Regions from separate parts of the Mus musculus genome. Here all the other regions are linked to region 1. The links are chromatin loops, found by intact Hi-C in ENCODE. Cell type or tissue: left cerebral cortex. All regions are shown on one strand. Region 1 holds the start of Gm33609 (a long non-coding RNA gene). Region 2 overlaps Antxr2 (anthrax toxin receptor 2). Region 3 has its middle 14 kb from the start of Prdm8. Region 4 holds the start of Antxr2 (anthrax toxin receptor 2).

Evidence for each region. A loop is a pair of places that touch in the nucleus more often than their neighbours do. Peaks named below come from ENCODE experiments on the same cell type or tissue, not always from the same donor. Only the 100,000 strongest peaks of a DNase experiment are listed, where the experiment ranks them.
Region 2: a loop joins it to region 1, with 4 times the contacts of the local background. A loop is called at or near these places in 8 of 42 quality-filtered maps.
Region 3: a loop joins it to region 1, with 6 times the contacts of the local background. A loop is called at or near these places in 11 of 42 quality-filtered maps.
Region 4: it touches region 1 in a loop (2.7-fold over the local background); 4 of 42 quality-filtered maps call a loop at or near these places.

What each region holds. Positions count from the first base shown.
Region 1 is chr5:97,124,224-97,132,223 of GRCm38, reverse strand. Gm33609 (a long non-coding RNA gene) reads right to left here and starts at 450. Exons shown (of 9, transcript XR_003955944.1): 1 at 368-450. In left cerebral cortex, CTCF peaks have their summits at 3,548 and 6,030 (motif pointing left); DNase peaks (open chromatin) are centred at 3,543 and 6,016.
Region 2 is chr5:97,931,762-97,939,761 of GRCm38, reverse strand. It overlaps Antxr2 (anthrax toxin receptor 2), which reads left to right. Exons shown (of 17, transcript NM_133738.2): 15 at 1,195-1,359; 16 at 1,595-1,675. Among named protein-coding and RNA genes, the nearest start is that of Gm34226, 81 kb to the left of the region's middle. In left cerebral cortex, a CTCF peak has its summit at 4,034; DNase peaks (open chromatin) are centred at 2,410, 3,947, 4,386 and 5,013; H3K4me3 peaks cover 1,011 bases; H3K27ac peaks cover 759 bases.
Region 3 is chr5:98,162,956-98,170,955 of GRCm38, reverse strand. It overlaps a transcript of Prdm8 not described here. Among named protein-coding and RNA genes, the nearest start is that of Prdm8, 14 kb to the left of the region's middle. In left cerebral cortex, a CTCF peak has its summit at 3,240 (motif pointing left); DNase peaks (open chromatin) are centred at 1,900, 3,253 and 3,649; H3K4me3 peaks cover 2,312 bases; H3K27ac peaks cover 582 bases.
Region 4 is chr5:98,024,198-98,032,197 of GRCm38, reverse strand. Antxr2 (anthrax toxin receptor 2) reads left to right here and starts at 1,181. Exons shown (of 17, transcript NM_133738.2): 1 at 1,181-1,800; 2 at 2,543-2,614; 3 at 4,656-4,727. The coding sequence starts at 1,649. Gm34226 (a long non-coding RNA gene) reads right to left here. Exons shown (of 3, transcript XR_389370.3): 2 at 7,402-7,446; 3 at 4,718-4,853. It also overlaps Gm42759. In left cerebral cortex, no CTCF peak of the experiment used is centred here; DNase peaks (open chromatin) are centred at 1,669, 1,922, 3,132, 4,493 and 2 more places; H3K4me3 peaks cover 1,597 bases; H3K27ac peaks cover 272 bases.

The DNA.
Region 1 (8,000 bases):
TTGAATATATCTGGCAAAGACCTCATTTTAAAATGGGGTCACATTCACTGATCCTCGGTGGGCAAAAATTGAGGTGAAGAACATTATTTAACCCAGTGCAGTTTGGGTTAATGGAAGTTAGGTAAACTTGAGTAAAATGCAGTCATGGTTTTTTTTTTTTTTTTTTTTTTTTGCCTGTCTATCTACAGATTAAATTTTGTGCCAATCATAAGCCAATAAAGAAATGTTAATATAGCACCAATGGCTTTGAAATGTTACATTTTAGATCACACAAAATAAACAGCTTCTCTTCCGTCATTCTGAAGAAGATTGCAGTTACCTCAGCTACGTTATACCAGAATATCAACCAAAGAATATAAGCGCCTACCTTTCCACGGGGAAATCTCCAAGTAAACGCATATTTCTAGTGATTCCCATTTTCTTCCATGACATTTAAATAATCACATAAAATTCTGATGGAAAAAAAATGAGGCTTAGTATAGGTTATTATAGCATCCACCTGACTCACTTTTCTATTTTGTTTTCTGGATGGGGAGTGATAATAAGAAAAATAAAACCAAAAAAGACTGAGTCATGATCTCTCAAAATCAGATAGACTAGTTACTGCTAAGCAAGAAGGGCTAAATAGGCCCCTTAACTAGATAGACTAGTAAGTGTTGAGCAAAGGTGATTAACTAGGTCATACCTTAACCAGGTAGACTAGTTAGTATTGAGCAACGAACAGTAACTAGGTTCCTTAACCAGGTAAACTAGTTAGTGTTGAGCAAAGAGGTCTAATTAGGTCCTTTAACCAGATAGACTAGCTAGTGTTGAGTAAAGAGGACTGACTAGGCTCTCTTGGTTCAATGGTGAGCCCAGGAATGTGACCTTATCACTCTGTACCATCTCCACCATCAGACATGTGTGTCTAAGCACCCATGAGCATGAAAAAGGCGGTATCTAACGAGCTACAGGAAGAGGAACTTTGACTTAAAAGAAAACAGCAAAGGACAATGGTTTCCAGAATTCACGTCACCCCATCACTGTTACCCCAGTAAATTGGTGGAAATACAACTCTTGGTAGAGTGCACGTTTCGGTTGGTCATACGAGTATTCTTAGTTTTCTTCCTTTTCTTGGTTCCTGGTGATACCATTGTCTTACCCTAATCAGACAATGTTTCTATCAAAGGAGAGGGAATTTTTTTTAATCCAGGGCTGAATTGTGACTCTGCTGTAAAATACTGTACATATTCATGAGGCCTAAGTTTGTTTTCCAGCACCCAAAAAAGAAATTCTATGCCTTAAGGCTTATATGGAGATCATATCATTTGCCAAGCCCCAGATATGATTATGATAATATTTAAGAAAAATGTATCTTTGAAAGCTGAGTTACACAAAATTTCTCAATCATATTCACTATGTATTTTGTGTTAATCCATCAATCTGGTGGGTTCTTTAAACTGTGACAAATTGAATCAGTTTTTAATACATCCAAAGATAACATCTAGATCAGTTACCACAGTATACTTGTGTAATTAGTCAGACGTGTCCTTAGGACACTAAAATATTTACTAAGAAGCAACTTAAGATAGCCCCCTGTTAGAAGGAGCCCAGCCTCGTGGTTTATTCATCTGTCTACCCACCTGGAAAGTCAACCAGCCAGCCTTACATATTAAGAACCAATTCATGGATGTTTTTCATGTTGAACAATTAGGACTATCCAAAAGAAATTAGCCCTGTCTTCAAGAACTGTATGATATCAGTAATGTCAAATCATTTTATTTAACCAGTATCAGGATAATGGGCACACATTCCCAACATCTCAAGTATGTGTTTACTTACAAATTATGAGAAAGGACAACCAGGAAAATATTCTTGGTGAGCACAATACATATTATATCCTGCACAATGCATATTTATAGCCTGCTTAGATGTTCAAACACATAAGAAAGATGCACACAAAATCTGAAGCTCAGAGGAACAGTATGAGATATAAACAGCCGAGTTCAAATCAAGAAACTCTCACATCAGTGCTCTCAAAGACAGTACTCAGGTACTCCAAACTCTGCTGATACCCAGATACTCCAAAGTCTACTGCTCTCATCCGACGATCTCTGTGCACCCCATCTCCCGCATCCCATAGGTTTCCATTCCCTGCACCTCCATACATACCCTGTTATTATCACTCCAGCATACAATGTCAACACATTGAGAAGTGACATACCAATATCAGCTAGCCCCATTAAATTATCTGTATCATACAAACCTTGGACATAGGGGGGAAAATGATTTTGCTTTGGAAAAAATCCAAAGTTTCCTTGGTTTTAATTTTGTGTGGAGAGCTAAAGGAAACTTCAAAGAACTGGCTGAGGCTTAAGTAGAAAAAGCCATTCCCCATAAGTTCTTTTTTGCTGCCATTAACAACATCACAATGGACCGCCAAATTCTGCCACGCTATTGGCAACTATCCTCATATCACTAAAAGGAATGATCTTATCATTGACAGATGCTAAGACTCAGTGCTTTGAATCACACCATGTGTTACAAATTAAAATGGCTAAAATCACAATAATGCTAATCTGGAAAGAATAGGAGAAAAAAACAATTGCTAGGCACTGCAGGATCAACATCTTGATGTATCCCACAAGTATCAGTTTTAAAAAGTACATGAAGTTGAGTAACATATCAACCCAGATTGTCTACTGACCAATTTAAGACAATGAGACATAGAGTTGTTAATGATTATATATACATATATATGAACATATATATATATATGTAGTATGTTTTCATTTATGCTACAGCAATAGATCTGTTCAAACATAGGAAAATACTAAAAACTATACTTTGTGTATGAGAGAGGGTTAAAGTCATGGGAACTTTTGCCTTTATAAGCATAAATGCTCTGCCTAGAAGCTGATGCAGGAGGATGACCACGAGTTTCAGGCTAGTCTGGGTTGCAGAGTGAGACCTTGTTTGTCTTAAGAAGAAAGAGAAAGAGGAGGCAGTGGAAAGAACATCAACAAAAAAAATTTAAAGAAAATAAATAAAAAAATAAACTCTTCTAAGTTTGAATTTCTGCAATGATATTAATCTTTTTTAAATGATTTATTTGTTATTTATTTTTATATGTAAGTACACTGTAGCTGTCCTCAGACACACCAGGAGAGAGTGTCAGTTGTGAGCCACCAGGTGGTTGCTGGGGTTTGAACTCAGGACCTTTGGAAGAGCAGTTAGTGACCTTAACCACTGAGCCATCTCTCCAGCCCCCGGTAATATTACTCTTATAACGAGACATACGTAACTAGCAAAAGACAAATCCATTGAAAGAAATCATTATAATGTCCCAGGGAAACCTATTGAGCTAACAGTGAGAAAACTTGGGTTCAAAAGAAAATCAGTGGTCCCACTTACTAGCCATGACATAGGCCGCCATTAATAACGGTGGTGGTGCTGGTGCTGGCTGCTGCGATGGAAATGAGGCGCAAGCAACTGACTGAAGCCTGGACGCCTCTTCTGAAAATGCTTGTCTTACATTTTGTGTGCCAACATTGCCCTCTACCCAACACAGGGTGCATTGCAACCGGCTAAGAATATCCCAGATATCTATTCTTGCATCTTCCTCTAAGACGCTGCTGCACCCAGGACAAATCCCATAACTCTATTTGTAAGAACGTGTTAGACACATTCTTACAAATTCTCACAGAAAGTGAGGCTATCTTTTATTGATGAACAGGAAGTAACACGGGCCGATCCATGGGCAGCTTTTTGAGTTTCATTTCAATAGGTATTACCGCGTGGCAGGTACTGTACTGAGAGCTGGGATGTAGATATGAACGAAATACGGCACTTCCGGTTAGTGTGAATAGAGTCTCGCGTTCCAGTATGGAAACAGAATTAGGGTGTGCACATTTACCTTAGTGGGTTTGTTCGTGTTTACAGAAAAGTATTCCCCCCCAGGGAGCTCTCACTATTGCTTGCCCTATCCCTTTGGACAGGTAGGAGTTGGGTTTCTTTATCCTTAAATAGTCCGCCCATGCATTGGGGATTATTTAACTTTTTTTTTTTTTAAACATTAAAATCATTTTATTCACTGGTTCAATGAGGTCTTTTAAAAATTTATTTTAAGGCATTTTATTAAATATTTTCTTCATTTACATTTCAAATGCTATCTCCAAAGCCCCCTATACCCCCCCCCCCCCCCCGCCCTGCTCCCCAACCCACCCAGTCCTGCTTCCTGGCCCTGGTATTCCCCTGTACTGGGGCATATGATGTTTGCAATACCAAGGGCCTCTCCTCCGATTGTGTAGGGCTTCCTCTCAGGTTTCTAGACAAGATGAAAATGAATCCCAGGATGAGAGGAAACAAAGTTGCAGAGAGCAGAGTCCCAATGCCCGGAGTTGTGACTGGCTAGCTGCTTCCTCCTGGGGGATTTTTAAGACAGTTTCTCAAGGAAAGACTCTGCCTATGGTGGAATTTTAAGATCAGGTCTTTAAAGAGCATTCCTTGCAAAGGAAGAAATGGAAGAAAAGAATAGTCAGAACAGATGAACCAACAGGAAAAGGAGGGAAAAAAAGGCATTCCAGCTTTCTGACCAGCCCAGGAAAACTAGGGAGAGAATTTAGGATTCCTTGAAGCTAATGGCATGGATGTTTTCTTACACACATTGAACGCTGGCCATTCTCAGCTCATTTTAGGGAGTAAAGTCCTTAGGGATGAATCTTAATTGAAAATAAAAACTAACAAATACGAAGCCGGAGTGATGAGTCAGCAGTTTAAGCACTGGCCATTTAGAGAATCCAGACTCAATCCCAGCACCAGCGTGGCAGTTCACTGTTGCTCTAATTCCAGTCCAAGCACATCCCATGCCCTCTCCTGTTTCTGAGGACATTGCACAGGCACGTTGTAGTCGTACATGAAGGCAAAACACCTACACATAAAAAGATAGCAAAAATAATGCTAACTAGAAGCTAAAGATTAAGACAAATATCACCAATGGAAAGAGAAAGCAGGGCAGGCCAGGACTAATATCAGATTTTTTTTTTTAAACCAGTGCTCCAAAACCTGCTAGTAGTCCCCGAGTGCCCTCTGCTTTGTTGCTCTCTAGCTGTGTTTTCTTAAAACTTCTGGTTCTGTAGCTGAGAGTTAAGAATTCACTTTGATTTTCTTAACAATAATCCTCATGATTGACAAGCTAATGATTAGCAGGCCACCCCTGAAAAGTACCACCTCGACATTGCAGCTGATGGAATGGGTAAAAATCTCAGGTCACTGAGATGGGAACCCCTATGTTTCAAACAGTTACCAGAAAGCAAGCACTGTCTCTGAACACAACATTCTAACTGGCTAGAACCGTACAGGAGCTAAACACGGCTCCCATAGTGGGCCATGAAGACTGCAGCACAAGCCCAAAGGCGTGTCTTGTGATTGTCAGGTGTAGGACTAACACAGTTGTTAGTCCTGGGCCCTTTGATACCTCTGCTTCATGTTTCCATCCTACACTTGGCAAGATCCTGAGGGCCAGCATCTCTAGAACCAACTATGACTTCAGGGCAGCAGGAAAAACCAACTGAGACCCAGGTGGAAGTGAGGCCTATGAACTGGGCCACCACCAAAATACAGTCACAATTTATCAGCTGTCCATCTGACCTTACAAGCTCAGACCATTACCTGAAATCCTAAGAAGTCAAAAGTGAGCTAGAGGAATGGTTCGAGATGAAGCGCAGAGGGACCAAGCCTTCCTTCTGCCTCCTGTACCTAAGCTTCCGAAGTAACTTTCCTCATGAATTCCCTGAGGAAAATGGAACCGAAATTTAGACTTTACAAAAAATAAATCGTGGGTTTCTATCTTTTCATTAAATATAGTTTTCTAATGGTACGCCTAGTTTACATTTAGGATGTTTAACTCAAATATTGATAATAAACTGAGTCCCTTTCAAAAGCTTTTGCCAACCTTAAAACCTTTCATTTCTTTCCCTATCAGCATAGTCTTATGCAGCAGGGAAGTGGGGCAGGGTGGTCCAAGGGTAACGGTTCTGCGGGAGAAGAGTGCCATCTGCAGGAAAACAGTGTAACTACAGATAAAATGCACAGGTGACCCCTAGAACTCTGGAAGTGCCTCTCCCACAATAAAATCCCAACGGTAGTGTGGTCCTTCATATTGCATTTCCTAGCATTGAAAGCCAAAATAACATGACTTGAAAAGAGATGTTATTCAGAACACTGCTCTGGTTTTATTAGGAACCCTTGAAGACATAAAGGAATCTGTCCTTTAGTGTGTGTGTGTGTGTGTGTGAGTGTGTGTGTGTGTGTGTGTATCTGTGTGTGTCTGTGTGTCTGTGTGTCTGTGTGTGTTTTCACACGCTAGCGTGTAGACCAGAGTCAATGTCCATGGACTTTTACCTGTCCCTCTGCATTTTTTCTTTGAGACAGGCTGTTTTACTTGGCCAGGAGCTCACTGATTCAGCAAGGCTAGCGAGCCAGCAAGCTCCAGGGAGCCTCCACATCCAGAGGGCAGGATTACAGGCACATGTCATCATGTCCAGCTTTCCTCGTCCTTACCCACACAGGCGCTTCAATGACTGAGCAACGTCATTATTATAGACCTTATAAAAGGAGCTCACAACCGTCCACCTCCATGTACAACTCCAGGGTCTTCAACAAAGCTGGGGCGTACATATAGTTTGCGGAGTTCTGCTCCTCCTCATTCGGAATAGACACCCACCCTTCACTTTAGGGCACACAACCCCTTGTCTGCTCAATAAGTATTTGCTGTGCATACTTTCCAGTCCTGCGTTATTCAGCCTGTGTACAAAAAGCCAGCTCTGTTCTCTGACTTTGAAGAGTTTACAGTGGCTGATAAGACTCTGGGCACCCCAGCTCCCTTCGCTCACTCCACTCATCCTTAAAAATACACTTTATGCTTTAAATTCTTCCCCAGTCATCTCACTCCCAAGAACATTCAACTTCCTGTGGTTTGTTTTCTCAGTGTCGGTCTGGGCAATGCTGACCTATTCCGAAAGCGCCGCTGCGTTGCAAGGTACTCTGGGTAAATTGTGTCGAGCACATTCTGCACGTGGTAGGGATATGGCCCTAAGCTTCGCACAGCCAACAGCTGGATAACCAAGCCAGCGCTGTTCTGCCTCAGCTCTAAAAATGCCATTCAGACCCAAGAGAACTGTTAAACTCATTCTCACTTGTGAGAAGGACCTCACGTGCATAACTCTTTACCCGTTACATTGACTGTTCTTTCTTTCATGTTGGAATTTGTGTAGGATTTTGAGCTCTGCCGGAAGTAGTCCTGTTTCTAATCAAATTTAAGTGCTAAAAATAACGACACAGCAATTCGATCAAATAAGAAACACAATTTGCTCACTTACTAGAACCAAGTAGTCATGGGTTAGAATTCATGACTAAGAAATAAGTTTCAAAGAAAAAAAAATAGTTTTGTATCCCAAATTCTTCACTATTTTGTTTTCTTTACATTAATATTGTTCGCTAATTTTAAGAGGGCCCATTGACTGCACCTGATGAATATTTGATATCACTGGCTTTATTTAACTAACTCTTTCCAGTCTCTTAAACCGGGGATCTCATCAGACTTGAACAAACTTGTCAATGAGGCATTTATTCATCAGGAAATTAAAGATGCCACAGAAGAAGGAACTGAACATTATCAATGTCTTTTCTACAGCCAATACTTGGTGTATGTTTTCATTTGATACCCTCGACAAGTCATTAAGTTGCTTGGAATGAAGCTCACTTAACAGAAAGAAGACGCAAAGCCTCGTTCATAGGCAGTCACAGAGGTAATTCTCAGACTCATCTGGGCATAGAACCCATGCTCCCTCCATGATGCTGGAAAATGTTGGTAAGTGCTGGCTATGGTTTTAAAATTAAGATAGATCTGAGGCTGAGATCTGATGCTACCAAGATGAGTGCCGAGATAGAGAAGAAGCGCATAGATTAACAGACAAGGCCTCCCTCTGTAGCTGAGGCTGGCCTGGAACCCACAGAAATCC
Region 2 (8,000 bases), 810 kb before region 1:
ATGAGCAAAAGAACCAAAGACAGAATGCTACGTTGACAAGTAAAATGTTGTAACTGGAAATTTATACTTTGTAAATCATCCAAATATTATAAAAAAGAATTTTAAAGAGTACTTATCTTATATAATATAATTTCATACAACTCAAAAATCATGTTAAACTTCTTCACTCATTTCTAATTGCTTACATCCAAATCCTTACCCTTGCCAGTACACACTGTGGTGGCTTTGAGCACATTGCTTAACTTATGCCACAATTCAATCATCTGGAAGGAAAACACATAATATATATTTCTTTGCAATTTTTTATGGATTAAATAAACATGAACACAGTGAATAAATGCTACCATTAGCACCTTAGATCCCTCATGGTGGAATTGAACCCTATAGTCTTGCATTTTCTACATAAGCCACAAATTGCCTCCATATTTGAAGTGGTTTGAAGGCCTTTGCCCCAGATTTAACTGATGTCATATTTTTGAAGTTATCTTGCATTAGGGAGGAGAGGCCCTTGGTCTTGCGAAGATTATATGCTCCAGTACAGGGGAATGCCAGGGCCAGGAAGCGGGAGGGGGTGGTTTGGGGAACAGGGCAGAGAGAGAGTATAGGGGACTTTCGGATAGGAAACTAGGAAAGGGGCTAGCATTTGAAATGTAAATGAAGAAAATATGCAATAAAAATTAACATAAAAAAGAACTACAAAAAGAAAATACACATGCATTCTTTATATTCAAATAAGAGAAAGAGAGAGCAAGAGAGAGAAAGGAAGAGAGAGAGAGAGAGAGAGAGAGAGAGAGAGAGAGAGAGAGAAGAGAATGGTGAGGAAACAGGCAGGAAGATGTCTGGACTGTCCTGTCCAGCCATCCCAGTCTAATGGGCTAGCTTCAGGTCTCTATGAGAGACCTTGTCTCAAAATCCAGGATGGAGGGAACCTGAAGAATTGAAACCTGAGGTTGATCTTTGGCATCCACACATGTATGTCTACACTTGAACATGCACATATATAACCAAACATACAGGAAAAATAATAATGATGAGTGGTAAGGAACCCATTAAAGCTCAGGAGAAAAGTAACTGGAGTTAGTATACTAATTTATCTTTTTACACCGGACTGGTGAATCAAAGGACTGTGGGCAGCATAAGAGCTTGGTACTCTGGGATGATTTGATTGACAGCAATGTCTCCTTCATTTTAAAGGTCCGCTGGGGAGATAAAGGATCTACAGAGGAAGGTGCAAGGCTAGAGAAAGCAAAAAATGCTGTGGTGATGGTCCCTGAAGAAGAGATCCCCATCCCATCCAGACCACCTCGACCCAGACCCACACACCAGGCACCTCAGACAAAGTGGTACACGCCAATCAAGGTACGTGTCTGTGTTTTGTGTGCTATAGCTGAAACCTAATGGGGACTTCACTTTTACAGTCTCTCCTGTCCCCCGAGAAAGACTAAGGTCCATAAAATAGTAGACAATCCATTTTTATGCTTTAGCAACTGTATATTTTCTTAGCACAAGTCTTTAAGTTTTTCTATTTATTTACCTGCTTAGTTGATTAACAAAAATGAAGCAATCCAGGTTTACAAGTCCAATATCTCTTTAGGGTCGTTTGGATGCACTCTGGGCTTTGATCATGAAGCAGTATGACCGGGTGTCCTTGATGAGACCCCAGGAAGGTGATGAGGTATGTGATTTCTTGAGAAAGGTGGCTGGGGGCAGGGCATGTAATGAAAGTAACTTAAAACTTCCTGTGGGCATGCAGGATTGAATTGATGCTGACCGCTGCACGTTCATGTTACATAGGGTGCTTGTTAAGTTCTGTGTTTTCAGAATGCATTTTTCAAGCCAATTTCATACCACTGCCTTTCCAGATAATTAATTAAAGTCGTAAGTCTGCTCATTGCTTCGGTATTTGACTTTGAAGGCATGTGTTCTGAGTTATTTTCCTTCGGAAGAAACAGACTGGGAATTAGCATCTGAAGTCTTTTTCTTCTAGCATTTGTGGCAGTGAGATCTGGGGAAACCACCTCAGAACTGTTTCTTTAGGTATAAACCTGTTACCTGCCTTTAATAGTGGTAGCGGTCACAGTCTGGTTTCTGAAATATGTCAAGGTGTCCTGAAGGCTTGAAGTACTGCAGAAATCTGTAATAGTGGTGTTTAGATGCATATCCTTAAAAGTGTGCTGTATGCCTGTCTTTTCCTTATCAAGGACTCCACTTCAAGCTCTCATTTTAGAAATCTGCCAAGAATTATTCTGCTCTTAGTATTTTTCCTAATAACGTGCACCATTTCCTAGTGCTACAATTTTAGAAAAGTTGTTCAGAGCCTCCTCATATGCACCAGTGGTGGCTCTGGTTAAGAGACCCAGTGCTGTTCATGATGCTCTCGTGCTCTCATGGTGTGAGTACAGGCCTTCCTTTCCTACTGAGGAGAACACCATGCACACCTCAGAGGAGTTTGGCTTTCACATTTAGGCCTGGCATGCTGCTCTTGAAAACTTTGGAGTCATCCATCAAATTAGCATTTGTGCTGTGAAGCCAAGATGCACTTAGCATTAGCTAGTTTTAACTTGGTGTTTAAAGTGTAAAAGAATTTTAGATTTGTTTATTAATTTTTTGTTGTTGTTTTACTTCTATCAATTTAGGAACATTTCAGAAATATCTGAGGCCAGCCAGTTAGGGTACACAACTTGAGAATATATAGCTGAACTTTCCAGCGGGAGGCCAGTGTGCTCTGCTAAGACCACTGGGAGAGAGAGCTATGTGTGTCTAGGTAGCAGCCTCTCCTATTACCAGGTCATCGGCACATTAGCGATAGAAACTTCCTTTATATGGAAATTCATGCATCATAAATTCAAGTGTGGGCTTGTGCTCTGTTTCTGGGTCTGCTTGTAACCTTTCTCCTTCTCAAGACTGCTGGAGTCTCACTCACTTCGTTCATTACAATGACTTTCAAGCCTCATCTCAGGGTGTTCCTCACCATGTTAGATGTTCGTTTGTATGGTTAATAATTTCCATCTTATTAAGTGCTGGGGATTGAGTAAATGGAGATAATTGGGGGAGGGGTGGGGTTTCAGTTCTCTTCCTAATATTGTATATGCTCTTCTAGCTATTGTGGAAAACTTGGGATATTTGTAAAATCTACTCCCCTAAAATCCACCCATACCTGATTAAACTGAGTTAAACATTAAACCTTGACTAAATTTACATATACATACTTCATATGAATATGAACTGTACTTATGTGAATGAGATCTTCATTTTCATCTGATTATCAGTTTGCTCTAAAAATTTACTTTCCACTAAACTATCCTATTAAATGTTAGGAACTCTATATAAACAGTCTGTTTTCAGCATAGGTAAGTATGTTAAATTCCTTTTGAAACAGTTTGGCTATCATATCAACTAACTCATCGGAACAAGTGTTATCTGATATTAAGGTCAATTTCTTTAAAGAAAAAAAATTGAAATTTATCAACTTGTAAGTTGGTGTTATTACTCATTTTATTTTCCTGTGTCTCCTGTGGTCGTCAATCTTCTTTGAATGCACACTTATACACAACATATCGTTTTACACTGGTTTGTGCCTTTTATGAGGAATTGGGTGTTGGGTACAGAAGCGTGCGTGAGCGCGTGCGTGTGAGTGTGTGTGTGTGTGTGTGTGTGTGTGTGTGTGATTGTAAAATAGTTTGCTCATTTTAGACATTAGGCAGGCTTGGAACCTCCGGGATTTAGATGGTCGTCCTCATTTGCATGGTCAGGGCATAAAGAATATCTTTTCTCCTGGATACCAAACAGCGGCATTCTCTGAGGGTGGACTGGGAGGCTGACTTTAAGCTGCATGACAGATAATAAGGCACACTTTTTCTAAGGGTTTGACTAATGGCTCCAAGGAACACAACCCCAGTCTATCCAGCAGCTTGTTTTGTGCTTTGGAAAACAGCCTTGTCATTTCGGTAGGAACAGTTTATTGCAGATTCTGCCTCCTGAGAGCTCTGTATGATAAACAAACCGGAGAGCGAGTGCAGCACTGCAGCGAGTCCCGCAGGTGGGGCAGTGAGCCCTTCACGGTGCCTTTGGAGCCCAGGCTGTGCTGGGGCGCAGTGGCCACGGGGCTCCCTGGCCTAGTTCTGGCGCGGCCCCGGGGTCCTTGATGCGGAGGCTGGAGCTGGTGCGCGCAGTATCAAAGCGGTCGCCGGGACGGGCGAGCTCCCCGCGCGGGGCTGCGGGCGGGCGGGCGTGGGCTTTGATGCGGGCGCCGGGTCCTGGGAGTCGCTGGTTTGGCGGCCAGGTGCGAGCTAGCAGGTTGTCCCGACATCTGCTGGCGGCCGCGCTGCCGATTGTCAGCGGAGGTAGTTGAGAGCGGCAGGACCGTTTTTTGGTCTCGCGCGCGCTGCCTGGAGGCCCCAAACTCCAAAGGTAGGAGCGGGGTGGACACAGCTGCGCTCCCAAACTTGCCCGAGGCACAAATAGGAGATCTAATGCAGTTTGACTCCGCGGCGGTGGGGAGACAGGACAGAGAGCCACTTCAGAGACAACTTACCGCTGCAACATCTGCCGCCAAGTTTCCAGGGAGTGACAGGGGACAGCAGGTACAGATCGAAGTCTCTGCACAAACAACCTCCATTAAGCCCTGAACTCTTTTGAAGGGTCTCCATCAAACGGGCTGGATTCCGCAGCAGGAGTTTGTTTGGTTTTCAAAGCAGTTTTTTTTTCTTTTCTTTTCTTTTTTTGTATGTGTGTGTGTGTGTGTGTGTGTGTGTGTGTGTTTTCCCCCTCAATAACAAGGTAATTTATAAATGATGCATTACCATGCGTCCTCTTTTTATTTTTTTCCCCTATGAAAAGAGAGTTAGAGAAGCAGAAAGGCAAAGAAAAAAGAAAGCACAGCACTAGGCTGGAGTTGTTCCACAAACCAATTAAATCTCTGAAGGCCTTCTTGACTGTGTTTGAGGTTATGTTAACCTTCAAACGGCTCCTCACTCACCCGTGAGTAGGCAGCAACTTACAGATTCAACACAAGAATCCCAGAATATGCCTGAAACACACGGATTTCCGCTTGCATCTAACGTTCTATAGATTTTCTTATCTCTGCAGATGTGAAGTTTAAGGTTCTCTTTTCAAAGGAATATGGGATTTAGCTTTGCTGGTGGTAGTTTCTTCTCCTCGCCCCCTCCCCCTGAAAATAAGAATATCTAGGAAATTGAATGGCACAACAGTTTGTTTGTCAGGATTCCATACTTGTAGTACCTTAAAATGAGGCGGTGTCGGCGGAGAGAAAATTCATCAATTAGTTTAATGTTTACCAAAAGAGTTGTAAAAACTCATATTAGTGCACAGGTGTATATTTATACAATGGCAATGGGATGGGCTAAAATAGTAGCCTGGCAAGTAAAGACTACAGTCATGTGATTATACCCCATCATGCAGTAAGGCGGCTGCATGATGTTGAGATGAGAGCAGTCTTATAAATGTATGCTTAGGAGCAAAGGATTAGCCGAAGAGCAGGGCCTGGGGTTAGACGCTGGAGTTGGCAGTGCCATAGTAGTGCATGTGTATATCAAGGTAAAGCCAGACCTCCTATGTGGAGAACACTTATACATTATACAGCCGTGCTCCATATTCCTCCAAATGACTGAGGTCCACATGGATAGAACATCATTCTTCCACTTTTTAAAAGTTCATAGCAAAACCAAGACAAGATGCATCACGATCTTAGGACGCTCAAGTTTCTTTCAAAGATGGCATCAAGAAAGCTTTGTAACTGTAGAGGCCAATGGCTGAAGCTCGCTTCCGGTTTATTATCCCCGGTTGCAGATTTATGTCCACAGCTGTGTTCGTCCTGCTTCTGAGTCCTCATAGCTAAGCAAACAGGCCTGACTGTCTTTGAATGGCACCTTCTTCAGTGACCCCAGCCTCCCTAAATGTCACTCTCTGGGCTTAGGAATCACATGGTGCACCCTTCAGCCACGCCAACCGCAAACTGACCAACACTTCCATATTAGGACTTCCCACCACCTGCCTCTGTTGTCTACCATGTTTGTGGCATAAACCTCTCGTGGGTTTCCTGTAGAAGACTGATCTTTCACTCAAATAATTCTGAAGTTACGATAGTTTTTAGCATACTATGAATGACTTCAGACTTTGAAATACATTTGCCAAAACCTTAAACTTAAAAAAGTTTTATTTTGTATCCTCAGCTATTATTTGCTGTTGTCATCTTTTTAAATGACTACATTCATACATTTTGTTTTAAAAAAATTAGTTTATGTATTTTGTGACATATGGGTGAGCTTTATAATATGTTTTATGGGATCCAGAAAAACCTCCTATTTTAGCCCAAGTCAGTCCTAATGACCACAAAACACTTATACTTTTATATACTATTTTCAGTAATTAAAATGAAAATATAGAGATAAGTATAAAACTGTTGAAAAAACCCTATGACATATACAATTAATTATTGTCCTTTAGGCCAATTATGATCAGACAAACACTTCTTAGAGAACACTTCCAACTCTTTTTTTTTTTGAAAAGTCCAAATCTTTAAAATTTTGATTTTGTTTTATTAGATATTTCCTCTTTCTTTCTTTCTTTCTTTCTTTCTTTCTTTCTTTCTTTCTTCCTTCCTTCCTTCCTTCCTTATTTATTTATTTACTATTATTTATTTATTTATTTATTTATTTTTTCGAGACAGGGTTTCTCTGTATAGCCCTGGCTGTCCTGGAACTCACTTTGTAGACCATGCTTTATTTACATTTCAAATGTTGTCCCCTTTCCTGATTCCCCTCTGAAACCCCCTATCTCCTCCCCCTCCCCCTGCTCACTAACCCACCCCACTTCCAACTCTGCCTCTCAGGTAACCTTAGCATCTTACATTTTCATTATTTCTTTCTGTATTTATTTTAAAACATAACCCGCCTAGTCCACTCAGTATGGCCTGTGTGTACTTGTGATTCCTACAGAGTTCTAGGGTTAGATAGCCTCTTACGGGCTCCTTCCTGGAGGAGATTGATTCTTCCTTTCTCAGTAGCCATTGGTCACTTAGAGCTCTTCATCCAAGTTTGGGGCCTTGTGAGATGCTCCTCATGTACACTGGCATTTCAGCTGGTGCTGCCATGGTGCAGGTCTTGCTCAGGTGAACATAGAGCTGAAATTTTATGGGTACAGCTTCCCTGTCCAACCTTTAACTCAGGACATCTTTTAAAGTGCCATTTCTTCCTCTCTCTTTTTTCTTTAAAATATTTGTAATGTGTCTGCAGGTTTTCCCTGCATGTATATTTATGTGCTACATTTGTGCAGTGCAGGTAAAGGTACGAACAGGACATCAGATCACCCAGAAGTTGAGTTAAAGATAGTTTTAAGCCATGATGTAGGTGCTGGGAATAACACCTGGGTCATCTGGAAGAGCAGCCAGTGTTCTTAACTGCTGAGCCATCTCTTCAGACCCAACTAACTACCTTTGGCTGATACATGATAAAATTTCTACTAGAATAATCCAGATCATGAGCATGTCTCGACCCCATTGACTGCTACAGGGGTGTGTGACTGTATAGATGGATGTACGTTTACACTGTAGTTATAGAAATGTTTGCAGTACTGTAGACCGTACTTGATCTTTATAAAAGTCTTCAACCAATGTCTCTTGCACTGGAAATGAACATTCACAAAGAATGTTCTTTGGCTGCCATTTCTTAGCTTAAATTTACCTCTTAACTATATAATTAACAGGTATGTGTTAATTCATTCTGGTTTCCTAAAGTGAGATGAAGGATATGAAAGATTCAATTACATAAATTACCAAGCTAGGCCAATCTGTGAAAAAGAACGTATATATAATACTTGACTATTTAATGAGCACTTTAGCAATTAACAAAGAAAATTATTTATAAGGACAGTGCCCCTTTTTAGATATATACATTGCTTTTTAGAAATATAAATTGTCTTTCATCTATAAGCGTCGGCACAGAAAAAAAATGCAAAATAAAAAAAAATGCAAGTGGTAGTCT
Region 3 (8,000 bases), 1.0 Mb before region 1:
GTGTGTGTGTGTGTGTGTGTGTATGACAGTGCTTTAAAACAGCATCTACAGGCAAGGGGTGGGGGTGGGTACACACTTCAGCAGCAGAGGCAAAATACACCTGACTTAAGAAAAGCAAAACTCAGGAAAGATAAAGAGAAGATGAACAGTAAAGGGTATGTGTTAAGGTGAGTTTGTCCTCCAGCAGAGGCTTGCACTGTGTGTATCCCTCAACAACTGAATTTAAATCTCCTTCCAAACAGTGTTGCATTCCCAGATATCCCTTAAACTCCCTTCCAGCTCAAACCCCTTCAAAGTGATAAGCACACCTGGCTCTCCATATTTGTCATTTTCCTCTCTCCTTCAAGATTAGTGTCTGTCCTCTGGCTTTGGCTTCCCCTTTTGTTCCTCACCGATAATAGGATAACCAGCAAGGAAGCCTCGCTCAGCTCAGCAAGACAGACAGGAAAACAGGGCCTCCAACAGCCTTTAAGAGCGCGTCCTTCTGCTTGTCACCCCGGGGTGAGCCCGTGCTGAAGCAGCATCCGCAACCTGGGGTCTTTCATAAACTTCTGGCTCTCGGTGCAGGCTCCACGCAGATCCTGACTAAAAAATGCTGTTAGCAGAAAGGCGAATCAAATCAAATCAGACCAATTCCTTACTGTTTGACCCCAGGGGCAGAGGAGACACTGGTGAGAAGGGAGCCACAACTTGGAAAAAGATTTATTTTTCCTGGCCGTAAATCTCACCCTCTTGTTCCTCTGCCCAACCAAGCATGGTAAAGTCCTTTTCCATAAAGTATTCAGCATTAGAGCCACAAAGCTCCCCCAATCAGCAGCCATCTGCTTCTACCATAACTGCTGCTACCGAACCAGGGAAAGCAGCCGCAGAGAAAGGGCACCGCTGCTAGGCTCCTGGACAAATGAGCCTGAATAGCTCTGGTTTTCCTTGTGTATCTGTATCTATAGAGACAGGAGAAGAAAGGCCGCATTATATTGATACAACAATTGTAAAACAAAACACGGAAGAGCCATCTAAAGGGCAATATCGCATGCATCAGGGGTCCCCAGATAAAAGGGGAGCTAACAGATTTATAGAAACCTTTAATTGGTTTTCAATTGAAAGCTAAAGAGGCTGGAGCGAAGCCGTGAAGAGCCGCAAAGTGCTCTCTCGTTTAGCCCGTCTGGAGGCGTGAACGATTTCGTGGAAGGAGAAAGGGGGCTTGCCTCTTGGGCCTGGGAGCCACGGGCTGATTTTAGATTTTCGCACTCTCTCGATTAGTAGTAAGGGGAGAGAGAAGGAAAGGGCAAAAATCAAAGATAACTTTCTAGCTCCTCGCTGAAGAAATATTTTCAACAGGGGCGTCTCTAAACCTCAAATTCACAAAGAATGGTGAAGCCCGCCCTCACTAGCCGCTCTCCAAGTGCAGACTCAAACTAGGGAAGGGGTCTTTTCAGTACTCAGTCAGGGAGTGGTGCTAGCTCACGTGTTTGAGGCCGGCTAGTGTATTTCGCCCCAGGAAGCCGCTACTCTCCCTCCACCCCCTTTTGCAGTGCCCACCCACAGCAGCCCTGGACGTCGGTCCGTCTGTTCTTAAAGCTAATTTATTGGTCCAACCCTCCATTATCATTTTCAGCTTCCTAATTAATCAAAGATAAAAGGCAATGGCGCAAATTACGATTATGAGGGAACTGGAAGACGGTTTTGAATAAAATAGGAGAACTGGAATATGATTAATTGAACGACATGATAGTGAAATCTCAAGTGCGAGCAACAAGCCCCAAAGGGGCAAACCCTGATTCTTGTAAGGGGACAACGCCTACGTGAGGTCACGTGGGTTGAAGCACAGAAGGAAAAGAACTGGGTTCCAACTCCAGCTCCCAACCTAGCCCAGCGTTCTGTTCCTCCAACTGCTCCCCACCCCCACCGCAGTGCCGCCGTTCCTGTCCAATCTCTGGGCTCCTGGCTAGGGTTACTCCGCAGTAATTAACCTGCACCCCAGTTTCCCGCTTATCTCCCCTCACTTCTTTTCTCCACTCTCACATCCCTTTACTTTTGTCAAGGTTTCGTGAATTCTCGGGAAAGCACGTCCAGTCGGTCAAGAGACCGCTCCTGTAAAGAATAAACTGAGCCCCTGTCCGCCTCTGCTTTTTCAGAGGGAGGGATTAAGGGGCAGACACCGGGCGGGCTCGCAGTTTGCACTTGCTGGTCGCTGTGATTAATGTTTCCGAGGGGATTTACTCTGAGAGCTTATGGAACCTGCTCCGGCCGGAGGGCACTGTGGGCACGCGCTGGGACACTTGGGGATTAAAGGGGACGTCAGATGGGCTCGCAGGGGCCAGGCCATCGTGGCCTATAGCGTCTTTTCTCCATCCCCAACCTCAGCTTCTATAGAAACAGAGAGGACTGGTCTCGGAGGTTGACTTTCCATCTTAGGAATGTCTTCTTTAAGGGAGGAGTGTGCGGAGTGTCCCGAGTGCTTTGGGAGGAAGGAGCTCAGGAGCAAGCGACTGAACTTCCCGTCACTTATTCTGGCTAGCAATGGGAACCCAGAGCTTCACATTCTGAGGCTGCGCTGCTCCTCACCATAACACTCACTCCCTGATCAAATACACCCCCTCCTCTCCCCCCCCCCCCCCCCCCCGTCACGGTCAGAGGAAAACCCCAACTTCCCGGGGTTGTTATACTCCGGGCTGATGGCTAGACTCACCACCCAGGGAGGCATCGTACAGAGCAACAAGTCAGGGCAGGAAACCCATCGCCCTCTATAGCATCTCCCAGGGGCAGACAAACTCCTCCTGAGTCTTTGTACGGACTGTAAGAATAGGAGAAATTACCGAAATGCAAGGGCGGAGGAAAGAGTAGAAAAGAGAACTAGGCAAGGCAGGGGAAGGAGGGTAGAGAGAGAGAGAGAGAGGAGGTAGGAGAGGGGAGGGGAGAAGGGGGGAAGAAGATCAGAGGAGAGGAGAAGAGAGGAGAGGAAGGGAAAGGGGAAGGAAGGGGAGGGGAAGGGAAAAGAGGGGAGGAGAGAGGGGAGGAAGGGAAAGGGGAGATAAGGGGAGAGGAAAGGAGAGAAGAGAGGAGAGGAGGGGAGAGGAGAGGAGGGGAGAGGAGAGGAGGGGAGGAAATGGAAAGCAAGTGAGAGCAGAAGAAAAACGGAGAAGTGGGCTGTTAAGCTTGTGGTGGTCACTACCACTCTCGGACGGAAGGGGGCGTCCTTCCGGTCGAAGCAGCTTTCCTCTGAGCTGGGGTGCGGCGCCCAGACACAGCCTGCCTCCAGAGCAGGTTCTAGCTGCTGGGCGCCCTCTCCTGGCGGCTGCGCAGCCACTGTTGGTTGTCCCACGGGTGGTCCAGCCCCAGCCCCGCCCTCGACGCGCTGGAGGAGGGGTGGGGAAAAGGAAGGTCAAGGGAGAGTGCGGGTGGTCGCCTGCGGGCAAGCTCGGGCTCCGGTCCCTGTGAGCATCCCCTGCTTCCTACCTGCGGAATGTGGGGGCGCTCAATCCGGGCGAGCCGACCTCTGAAGTCCCTCGCTCTGAAACCGCGGTCCGGCCGGTATCCCAGCCTAGGCTTTCCGATCCGTACTGGGCTCTTCTGCAGCAGCTGGGAGGGAGGGAGCGGCTGCCGGCTGCTGCGGGGCGGCGTCTGGGGGACCGCAAACAGAGCGCAAGGAACCGCCATCTGGAGCCTGGCGGCGGGCGGGGCGCGGGTGACAGGGACTGGCCCTGCCTGGGGAACCTACCTAGGCTGAGGGCAGTGGCCCGCGCGTGGGAGCAGCGCCTAGTGGCAGCGAAGCCTTTTGGTCTCAGAGTAGCGGTTATGGGAGGAGGAGTGTGAGGAAGGTAGGAGTCTATCTAGGGAGGATCTGAGGTCTGCTCTCCCCAGGAAGCCTAGATTGGGGTACCCTCTGTGGGTAGATGTGGCAGAAGCGTAGGGGACAATCTAGCATATCCTGAGCGCCTCAGTTCACCCTCTGGAGTGGAAACCCTCAACCCACCAGGTCTCTAGTTCCCTGCGCTTCACCCTACTTCAGGAAACATTCTTACCCCCAAACTTTATCCATAACTTGACACACACTTTGGACAAGGTATCTCCCTTGAGGAAAACACTCTTTAGTTTCTTGCTGATGGAGACAGCGAGAAGAATCAGGGGGCCACCGAAGCGTGCGAAGCTCATTCGTGTTCATTTAACATGGGGTGAGGTGGGGTGAGACGTGTGGAGTCTCCCCTCCCCTTATTTAATTTCAGATATCTCAGGTGCTTGCGATTTGTTCTATACACGTCTAAGCGGTTTCTCTAGTGATGGCAGCCGAGAGGCCGAGAGCAAACTCAGGGAAGTAGAAGAGAGGCTATTTTTGTGTGTGCGGGAGGTCAGGGGAGTTATTTATTGAGCTCAAGTTTCTTCAATTTCGAGCTGACATCCTCAGCTTTATAGTCTTAAGGGCAACATAATGGGAGCTAATTGGGCTTATGGACAGTATAGACGGTAGCCTGAATAAAAAAAAACGAAATAAAGGGAAGACAGACCCACTCATACTGCAAGGCATTAACGGATACCCCCACCCCCAGCTGTCCCGTGTCCGGCAGAATGGCATTATGTAAAAGACCTGGCATGTCACCCAGTGGCACATCTGGTAGGTGTAGATGGCATTCATTAGCACGGGGCTCCCACTCTGCGGCATGCCAAAGCTCTGACAGAGATGCCCGCTGCCAATCATTCATTCGCTGCCAATCCCAAAGCGCGGCCGGGTGGGATGGCTCCCTTCCACACTGCCATCAGGGCTGGAGGAAACAATGTGTTGAGACACGAAAAGATGAAAGCGGAGCTGAGGATGCTAGGCACCCAGCAGATGTATCCCGTGAGGAGATAACCAGGGAAAGGGCCGTTTAGCCCGAAAGCATATGCAGGATCGCAGGAGGGAGGCTGGGGCAGGGGTATGCCTGCTGTTGAACCCTGGAGAAACTGAGGGACCCTTGAGAAAACCTGGCGGTCGAGGTTGCTTCTCTGAAAACACAAGGAGACCCATATTCCAACCTTCACTGCAAGACTTCCTTCTCTGTAGTTTGTCTTGTACCTTTGTCTATCTAGAAGCCCGACTAGGTCTGAAAAGATCAACTTCTCTGCCTTGGAGGTGGCCTTTGAGTATCTTGACAGAGAGCCTTCCTGCTTTGAAATTTGCTTCATTGTCAGCCTAGCGCTTTGTATGTGGAAGGGGGTTGTGTGTCTGTGGGGGGAGGATGCAGGGTTAACTTTACTGTAGTGAATCAAAGGCCTTGCTCCAGTTCCTAGACTTTAGCCAAAGATAGAGCTGAACAAAAGAAGGAAACTATTTAAAAGGAAGAGGAAAACTAAACACAACCCAGGCAAAGATCGTCTTGGTGGATGGGCTGAAGACTAGGGTCTTTCTTTTGATGTGCACATTTTATAAACATTATTTTATTCGTCTGGTATTTAATACAGTTAATAACCAAAACAGGAATTTGTTAAGAGAGCATGGCACTCCACATAAAGTTCAGCCGAACAGCATTCTTATTTTATTTTTATTTGTAATACGTTGGCTCTTGTTCACAATATAACGCGTGTACATGTGCATTATTATCTACAAAACTATGCTTTAAAAATATATGCTATAAGCATTTGGGACATACTAATGCTTCAAATTTACTAGGAATTTTTAAGAAACTGAAATTTAATTGGGCAGTGTACTGACTGGTTTTGTGTGTCAACTTGATATAAGCTGGAGTTATCACAAGGAAAGGAGTCTCTCTTGAGGAAATGCCTCCATGGGATCCAGCCTTAAGGTATTTGCTCAATTAGTGATCCAGGGTGGGAGGGCCCATTGTGGGTGATGCCATCCCTAGGCTGGTAGTCTTGGGTTCTATAAGAAAGCAAGCTGAGCAAGCTGGGGGAGGCAAGCCAGTAAGCAGTACCCCTCCATGGCCTCTGCATCAGCTCCTGCTTTCTGACCTGCATGGGTTCCAGTCCTGACTTCCTATGGTGATGAACAGCAGTGTGGAAGTGTAAGCTGAATAAACCCTTTCCTCCCCAACTGCTTCTTGGTCATGATGTTTGTGCAGGAATAGAAACCCTAAGATAGGCAGCTTATTTACTTCTTTGATGTATAGAAACATTATTTAACAACTGTGTATGTGTTGGCTCATGATCACCATAATACTGCTATAACTCCAGGTGTCAAATTATTATTTTAATGTTAAAGAAAGGGATGAGCAAAGAGATGTGGCTGTTTCTTTTCATCTGTGAAAGAAGTACTTTAAGGTTTCATGACTTGGCTCTGAGTCACGTGGCCATAGATACCACCAAAGAGGTCTGGGGAAACTAGTCTTCAAAGTGAAAGAAAAAAAGGATGATAAAGGTTTTGACAGCAGGTGATGGGTTACAAAGAGAACTCTTAAAAATAGAAGGATTAAAAAAGAGTTCGTGTTAGCACCAAGCAAAGCAACGTTATCCAGATTTATAGGTGAAAATCCTAAATAAAAAGATTTAAAATTTAGATTATTAGATTTATTTTATTTTGCATGTGACTATTTGCCTGCACATGCGTATGTGCACCACAGGCATACTTGGTGCCCTCTGAGGTCAGAAGAGGGTGTCAGTAACCCAATCACAAAAGAACTCACACAATATGTACTCACTGATAAGTGGATATTAGCCCAAAACTTAAAATACCCAAGATATAAGATACAATTTGCTAAACACATGAAACTCAAGAAACGAAGACCAAAGTGTGGACACTTTGCCCCTTCTTAGAATTGGGAACAAAACACCCATCGAAGGAGTTACAGAGACAAAGTTTGGAGCTGAGATGAAAGGATGGACCATCTAGAGACTGCCATATCCGGGGATCCATCTCATAATCAGCTTCCAAACGCTGACGCCATTGCATACACTAACAAGATTTTGCTGAAAGGATCATGATATAGCTGTCTCTTGTGAGACTATGCCGGGGCCTAGCAAACACAGAAGTGGATGCTCACAGTCAGCTATTGGATGGATCACAGGGCCCCCAATGGAGAAGCTAGAGAAAGTAACCAAGGAGCTAAAGGGATCTGCAACCCTCTAGGTGAAACAACAATATGAACTAACCAGTACCCCGGAGCTCATGTCTCTAGCTGCATATGTATCAGAAAATGGCCTAGTCGGCCATCAGTGGAAAGAGAGGCCCATTGGTCGTGCAAACTTTATATGCCTCAGTACGGGGAACTTGGCCTGGGCCAAGAAGTGGAAGTGGGTGGGTGGGGGAGTGGGTGGGGAGCGTGTGGGGGACTTTTGGGATAGCATTGGAAATGTAATTGAAGAAAATACCTAATAAAAAAAAGAAGAGGGTGTCAGATCCCCTAGAACTGGAATTGCAGGCTGAACCACCACCAATGTTGTGGGAATTGACCCTTGGTTCCCTGCAAGAGCAACTAGTGCTGTTAGCTTCAGAGCCATCTCTCCCATCCAAATAAAAGGTTTTGTTTTGTTTTTTGTTTTTGTTTTTTTGTTTTGTTATTTTAAACAATTCTTTTGTTTTTAGTATAGTCCTTGAAGGAATAGTATATCACACAGCAAACTCTAAAGCAGTATGGCCTGTGTAGGAGGATCCTGTCTCAAAACAACAACCAAACAAATGACTAGCCAAAAAATAAAGAAAGAAACAAATAAATAAATAAAAAGACACACACACACACACACACACACACACACACACACAAACACAAATCCCAAAACCAACCTAACAAAAAACCAATTGCCCCCCCCTACAAAAATAAACACTAGCCTTTATAATACCAGCCTGTAATCTCTAAACTTCTTAGCACTTGGTAGAGGCAGAAGAATCATGAGTTCAAGGCCAGCCAAGGTTGTATAGTGAGAAATTATCTATCTATCTATCTATCTATCTATCTATCTATCTATCTATCTATCTATCTATCTATCTATCCTTCCTATGTATGTATAATGTATGTATGTATGTATGTATGTATGTATGTATGTATGTATCATCTACTCCACCTGCACATATT
Region 4 (8,000 bases), 900 kb before region 1:
TCGTGGATTGCCCAGCCACAAATGGGACATACAAATCACAAGCCCTCCTTAACGTTCCAGGACAATCCACAAAGGGTGGGAGTAAGGTGAGTGAAAAGATTCACAGAACTCTAGGTCAGGGGCACTACAGCTCAGCGCTGGCCTCTGGGCATGACGGGATTGCTGCATGCATGAACACACAGCCGCTGAGGTTGTCGCACAATATCCTCAGAAGATCAAGCCAGTCAACCTGCTAGCATGGAGTGGGAAACTTTTTTTTTTTTTTTTTTTTTTTAATGAAATCCCACCGGTCACCCTGGAGCTATGCACAGTAGAAGGCTTCCGAGTGGGGCTATGGTTTTCTTTAAGGGTGTGGTTCTTTGAAGGCTAAACCTACTCCATTGAATGGTCCCCACGTGGACCAGGAGTATATAGACTGCTCAAATTGGAGTCTATGGGTTCTTGACAAAAGGGACACGAAGTTGAGGTGTGTGTAGGGAGGTGAGGGTTGATTTCAGAGGAGTTAGGGGTAGGGAGGTGTTGGGTGTGTGTGTGTGAAAAATATATATGATCAGTACACGTCGCATGAAACTCTCAGAATTAATGAAAAATGGAAAAATTATCAAATAGAAAAAAAAAGAGAAAGAAAAGAGGAAGTCCCCTTTCTTAAACCTTAAATCCTGCGTCACTAGGTCGGTGTGTGATGGATGAAAGGTGCGGAGGGATGAGGCATAAGGCCGTCACTATCCAGGAGACAGCTGGTCCTGAGTCTCTAAACCACGCGGAGGGCCGTTCCAGCACAGCTGGGGAAAACAGGCCGGGCCAGGCTTGCGGGAGAGTTGGATATGTTTAGTATCTAGAGGACGTTTGTTTTTCAGAACTCCTCTCTCCCTTCCGAAATCTGGCAGGCGTTAGTCATCCGCTGCTCAGCACGAACCCTCAAGTGTGCTTGTGTGGCTCGTCGGGCTTCCTCCCGGCGCCCCGCCCTCGGGCTCGCACGAGCAGACCGGTCAGCGCCCACTCCCACCCCCCAGGCCTGAGGTGCCCGGCGGCCTGCCGCTCCCCCGGGTGCTTAGCATCCCGGGCTGCAGAGGCTCGCCCCGCGCGGCGCGGCGCCAGGTTGGGGCAGGGAAGAAAGTTATAAAGTGCCGCGAGGAGTTGGGCGGTCCGAGGAAGAGAGGCGGAAGAGGAGGACTCGGCTGAGTTCCCGCGGCGATCGTGGGGTCCGCGGGTGCCTGTCCCGCAGCTCACCACCGCAGCTAGACGCCAGCCTTTCTGCTCCCGGGTGGGCGCCGGAGACTCAGCGGGAGGCGAGGAACTTGTCCCGAGAGCTGTCGCTGCGGGCCTCATTGTCTGCAGCAACTCTCCGGAATCCGGAGTGGGAGAACTGGACTCTGTCCACTGGGATTTGCCCAGAGTTCCGGCGGCAGCTGTGGCGGCTGCGGAGACTCTCTTTGTCCTCCCAGGACCTCGCTCTCTCTCCTCAGTGGCAGCTGTTGGGTGGCTCTGAGCTTGGAGAGGGCATCCCAGCCCCGCTCAGCCTCTGACCCCCGGGCGAGTCCCCGGTGACTCCGCCTCTTTCACGTCTCTGCTCTGTGAAGCCCGGAGCCCAGAACCCCGAGCCCAAGGGACTGTGAGCCAGAGAGAGCTGCCGGGCCCCGGCCACAGGATGGTGGCCGGTCGGTCCCGGGCGCGCAGCCCTGGGAGCTGGCTGTTCCCTGGCCTGTGGTTGTTGGCTGTGGGCGGTCCGGGGTCGTTGCTGCAAGCCCAGGAGCAGCCCTCTTGCAAAAAAGCCTTCGATTTGTACTTCGTACTGGACAAGTGAGTGAAGGAGGACTGTGGGGTCAGGGTCTCCTGGGGGGAGGGCAGCTCTGAATCAGCTAGGACTGAAGTTGAGATGTGTTTGGATTCTGGGGGAGGCGACGAGGGAACTCTCCCTAGTGTGCATGTGGCTGACTCCTTTCAAAGGCAAGCTCATTAGCTGTACAGGAATAGGGGCTGCGAGACTCCAGGGCTACTTGGTTCTCCAAAGGAGAGGCGTGCAGTGCTTTTTTTGTCCTGGAATCTTTTGGGAAACGGTAGTGTGGCCACCTGCAGCTCGTTTCCTCCCAGGAACTTTTGTGCCTCTTTATCATACTCCCCCTAGACCCCCACGGACATTCTAAAGTTTGCCTAATTTTATCCTGATCACACTGGGAGCCAGGGGGGGGGGGGGAAAGCCTTAATATACCCAATGTGGCTTGCATTTCCTGAGAAATGAGGGCTTGTGTTTTTATTTTGAAAAGCCAGGTCTCTCTCTAAACAGTACAAAGCAAGTGTCCCCCCCCCCCCCCCCAAGAAGTGTGGTCTTCCTGGTTTCCTTGATTCAGCCCAAACACTAAAGTTTCAGCTCTGAACATGGACATGAACAAGCACACTTAACTTTGAAGAGGGGAGTCAGTCCCCGCCCCCTATCCCTGACCCCCGACCTCCACCCCCCATCATGCGCCTTTTAAAACTGAAGAAATGTTTGCCATTAAGGCCCACTTTTTGTCTTTCTGATCAATTTATCTTCCTTTTTCAGGTCTGGCAGTGTAGCAAATAACTGGATTGAAATTTATAATTTTGTCCACCAGCTGACAGAGAGATTTGTGAGGTATGTCTCCCCATCGTACCTTTCTTGGCATTGGAAAGGAAATCGAACAAACAGCCGGGTTTCCCTGTTCTAAAACCCTTCTCATGGGAAATCTTTCCCGAAATCAAAATGTTGAATTTTAAACGTCTCAAGGTGGCCCTTTCACACATGGTGTGCAGGCGAGACTTTCAGCTAACCCTTGCAAGTTCAATTTATCTGGCTCCCAGAAACTTGGCCCAGGGTGTGAGGGAACATCTTCAAATACAATTCTTAATGTCTTTTCCTTTTCGACCACTCATCTGTTTTGAGTTTGAGTTATGCTTTCTCATAATTTATCACATTTAAAAAATACATTTTATCCTAATAGTGTCTGTACTATATTTTCAACTCCACACACTTGGCTCTGTAAACTTCCACATTTTAAAAGTGTCGGAAAACTTTAAATGAACATGTGTTAATAACCCACTAGCTGAAAAAGCACTTGTGTGTGTGTGCATTTAAAGAAATGAGTTGTGTTTACACAATGTGTGGGTGTGTGGCTGGTTTAAAATGTAACCGTTCTATATATGCAGGAGGCTTCACTAGCAAACACTGTTTCCCTCGGCTATAAAAAGCATGGCTGCTGGTAAATCCAGCTTACTCTCTTATTTAGAAGTAACCAGGAATTAGTGGCAATCCCTATTTAAAAATAACCCTTGGATGCAATGTTTTCTGTGGTTACCCTCTTCTGTTTTTTTTTTTTTCTTTTCTTTTCTTTCTTTCTTTTTTTTTTTTTTTTTTTTGGATGCCAGGAACAAGTGCAAGTTTATCAGGGTAATGGGAGGGACACGGATAGGAGCTGTGTCATTAAATATTGCCTCCCTCAGTCTTCTGAGCCCAAATGTTTTCTGTAAAACAGGCTTGGATGATCAAAACATTTTGAAAGTCATGTTGCAAGTAACTTCAAACAATCTGTAGAGGCCTAGGCAATCCCCGCTTTGGTTATTGGCAGCCGTAAAGCTGTCCCTATAAAAATGTATGCCTGTCGGTGTTCAATCTTCAGTCTCCTGCTTCAGGAGCCAAAGATAGCACTCTGGTTCCTGGACAGGGTCTGAGGTCAAACCATCTAGGCAGGGAATATAAATAAGAGCTTAGATCTGTAACTGTCAAAGCCAAGCAGACCGTTGTTTATAAGTTTCTGATTCCATCGCTGAATGTGCTGAGAATGTCATTCAGTGTTACTCAAAAGCAACGGATTACTTCAATGTCACATTTGAAGAAAACGAGGCTCTTATTGAATCTGGTTTGCAAGTTTGGATTTCTATAGCATATACTGTTCTCTGGCTCAAGTATAGTTGCTCAGTTACTAATTATATGTTGTGGGGAAATGAATAAAAGATAGCTGCTGTCAAGCACAGTGCTTACAGGAGCTAGGGCCTTTGGACCTTCCAGCTTGTGTCTCAGTTTCACAACTGCAGTTTCAGACCTGAGCAACACTAGCATACGCTTTTCTAAAAACAACCACCTTTTGGTGACATTAGTGCCAAAATCCTGGAATATAGATTGGGAATTTGAAATGCCAAGTCAAAAGGTGATTTCTTAATGCTCAAAGTATTAAGAAATGTAATTATTAAGATATTTAAGCATTTACAGTATTTACGGTGACTTTTGTCTGGACTCTTATCATAACGTGGCTTCTACGTTAAGCTGACTTCTCTCCAGCCCTAAGTGAAGGGTGTGGCCTCCTGCAGAGAGAAGTAGGAGAAGGTCAAAGGAAGGAACATTTTTCTAGGAAAGAGTCTTGCAGCAGCCTAGAGACTGTCCAGTTATTCTTTCTAGATGTAAACGCCAGTCATTTGTGGAGGAGTGTTCTGAGAGCGGAGAAGCACAGACTGCATAAAAAGAAATGCAGTGCAGACAGGAGGGCTGTGCAGAGTTAGCTGATCTACTGAGAGAGTTCCATTTAAGGGAAGTGGGGACTGTGCAGGGAGACCAATTTTAAATGAGATTCCTGGCTCTGCTTTTGTATTGTACCAATATTTCTTTTGAAAATGTTTTAACTGCCTCTTTCCTTATTTTGCAGCCCTGAAATGAGATTGTCCTTCATTGTGTTTTCTTCCCAAGCAACCATTATTTTGCCATTAACTGGAGACAGGTTAGTGCATTATCATTTCAGCGCAGGCTTTTAGGAGAGATGAATCATAAAGGCATGATTGATATTGCCGTGTGGTGATCTGGGCCTCTCCGTGGGCTCAAGCGAACACACAGACAACTCAGTGCTCTGCAGGAACAGAAGGGAGAGGCAGCATGAGTATGCAGGAGTAGACCATCTGAAAATCAATATCATCTATATTGGTTGTGGAATATATTCTACATTTCTAGTCTTTCTCTGAAGTTCAGTGACTTGCAACAAAAGACTGCACACACGCCAACACACGCACACGCACACGCACACACACACCCTGCTACCCCTCAGTGCTTAGAAAAGGAGTGGCTTTCCTGTCCATTGTCACACCATTTCTTGTGACCCTTTCTATGGTGTCTGATCATAGTGTGGTACATTGGAAGCAACCATCCACGTATCTGACTCATGGCTGCTTTTCCTGGGGTTACTTTTGTTTTCTTGACTGTGGAGTCTACGATCAGAAATGGAGTGCTATGATTCCATTTTTACTTCATCTGACAGAAAGTGTGTAAGACCTTGGTTAGTGAATACTTGTTGACTGAAGGAATGTGGTAACCACATTTCGGGATCACCTCTTTCTGATCCACAGTTTTAAGCAAGGGCGACTGCAGTGCTTTGGTTTACAGAATGTGTGAATTTCTAAAAAATAATTGTGAAAATAGTTTTTAGGTTTCTTTTGTAAAACCCAGTTAATATGCTTTAATCCTTATTTCTTGAGCTTTCAGTTTAAAAAGATCAATAAGGCATACTATTTAAAAGCACTGAAGGAGATAACTTGTTTATAGTTAATTGACTCAATTAGGAAAATTATATATATATGTATATATATATATTACATTATACTATACTATATCACACTATTCTATACTATACTATGCTATACTATACTTTGTGTGTGTGCATATGTGTGTGTGTGTGTGAGCACACATGTAACTCTTGTGTCAAATTTTTCTTTGCCTGAAGAGGAAACCCTCTCTAGGTTGCGAGACCTGCTCAGACTTAAGTATTCCTATTTGTATTTTGCCTCTTTAATTTATTATGAACATGTGGTTTCAACACTGACAGTCCCTTATAACCCATGAACATATTTTCCTATGTGTCTCAATATAAAAATTTTTGTTTTTATGAAAAGGACATATCTTTACTGTCCAGATTAGTTTCCAAAGAGTCAGGTTTGGATCTAGCATGTCAAGGAAGAAAAACACAGTTCTAATATTCATGATATTCATATATACATAGCAAAGCACTTAGCACAATGCCAGACATGTCAAAGGCTCAGCAACTGACAGTTGCATACATTGTGCCAGGGTTTCTGCTAGGCACTTTGCATATGGGTTCTCCATCATGCTGGAGATGAAACATAGTCACGGGTCGCCCAGATTGATAATGTTTAGACATGTAGGGAGGAGATGTAAATCTTTTATGTAAGCTCAAGACATGTCCTTTGTCCATGGTTAAATCCACTGCATAAGGGACTGAAATTGGTGGCAGAAGAGGCTGTCACTCAAGAGGCAACTTAACGACACACTCAAGAGTTACCAATCTGAATCTACTTGGGTTTAAATCCCACCCCTTTAGGTTACTAGTTGAGTGACGAAGGGTAACTTGCTTAACAACAAGCTTCTTATGACTCATGTGGATCCTCATGTAGATGCTGCTGCTAATGATGACAAGAGTAAACCCCACCTTATAAGACAGTTGCAAGAACTGAAGTTGATGAATATAAGGAAAGATGTAATATGTTAGTGTTCACGAGATAAGAGCTTTGGATGTGGAGAGATGGCTCAGTCAGTAAAGTGCATCCATGCAAGCTTAAAGACCTGAGTTCAATCTCCAAGTACTATGTAAAAAAATGGATATTGCAGTGCACACTTGTAATTTCAGCAGTTGGGAGACAGAGACAGAGACTGGGGATGCTTTGGGACAGACAGCCTAGTCTAATTAGGAAGCTTCTGACCAACAAGAGACCCTGTCTCAAAAAAACCAACCAACCAAAAACAAACCAACAACAACAACAACAACAACAACAACAACAACAACAACAACAACAAAGAAAACCAAAGGCCTGACACCCATCATAGTCCCCTGACCTCCATGTGCATGCGAACACACAAAATGAGATGAATCCTACTCAGTGTCAGCCTTTCTGTCGATAGAACACAGATGTCCAATCTGCAGTGTTTTCTTAGAGTTATTGTAGAGATCCAAATAAGACAATGGGCAGTGTAATATTTTATATGTCATAGAGCAATCTCCAATAAAAAGGGCTAGTTCCTTCTAAGCTACCATGTTACTAGTTCTGCTAATTGAATTGGTATCAAATTAACTGTGATTCTCCATCTTTGGATATAGAATCAGTCCACAATTTTAAATTTAGAGAAATAGTTTTTTTGTTGAGATGGAAGATCAGTGGACAACTGTTTCCAAGACCCCTGTGACTCTTTGTATTAAAACCTAGAAACTGGGTTCCTTACTGTATATAAACTTTCCCAAAGGTTTGTGTGTATGCACACACACACACACACACACACACACACACACACACACACACACACAGATCTAAGCATATGATTTGAAAAGTAAGAGTTAAGCAAAAGAAAAGTACAGAAAGTTTCACAATTTTGGGTTTTCTTACTCACAGTACCTTGACAAATACAAGAAGTTGTTCTTTCGTGTTTCTTAGGGGTTGCTAAAGAGATGAAGCAAAATGGGAACACAATAAGTATGCACGTCAGGGCTGGGTCTTCTGTCATGATTTTGGCATGATGTCTAGTGTTAGGTAAATCCACAAAATCATAATCATGGCAGACAATTTTCAGTTATACATTTTAGATACCCAAAGCTTAAATTTTTATCAAATTAAATACTTTCATCTGAAGCATGCCTGCCTTTTTCTTGTTCCCAGGACTTTGTTCTCCATGTACTTGCTAGGTCCCTGATATACTCACTTACCTGTCTGCTTTATATATGAGATTTGGATTCCACAAAGATAGTAATCTAATGTGTGTGTGTGTGTATGAGATAGATAGATAGATAGATAGATAGATAGATAGATAGATAGATAGATAGATAGATAGTCAGGGCATGATTATACACATAAATAACCAAGATCCGTAGTTGAGCAGTGGTTCTCAACCTATGGGTTGTGATCCCTTTGGCAAAACTCTGTCTCTAAAATTATTTACATTATGATTCATAAAAGTATCAAAATTACAATCATGAAATAGCAATGAAATAATTACG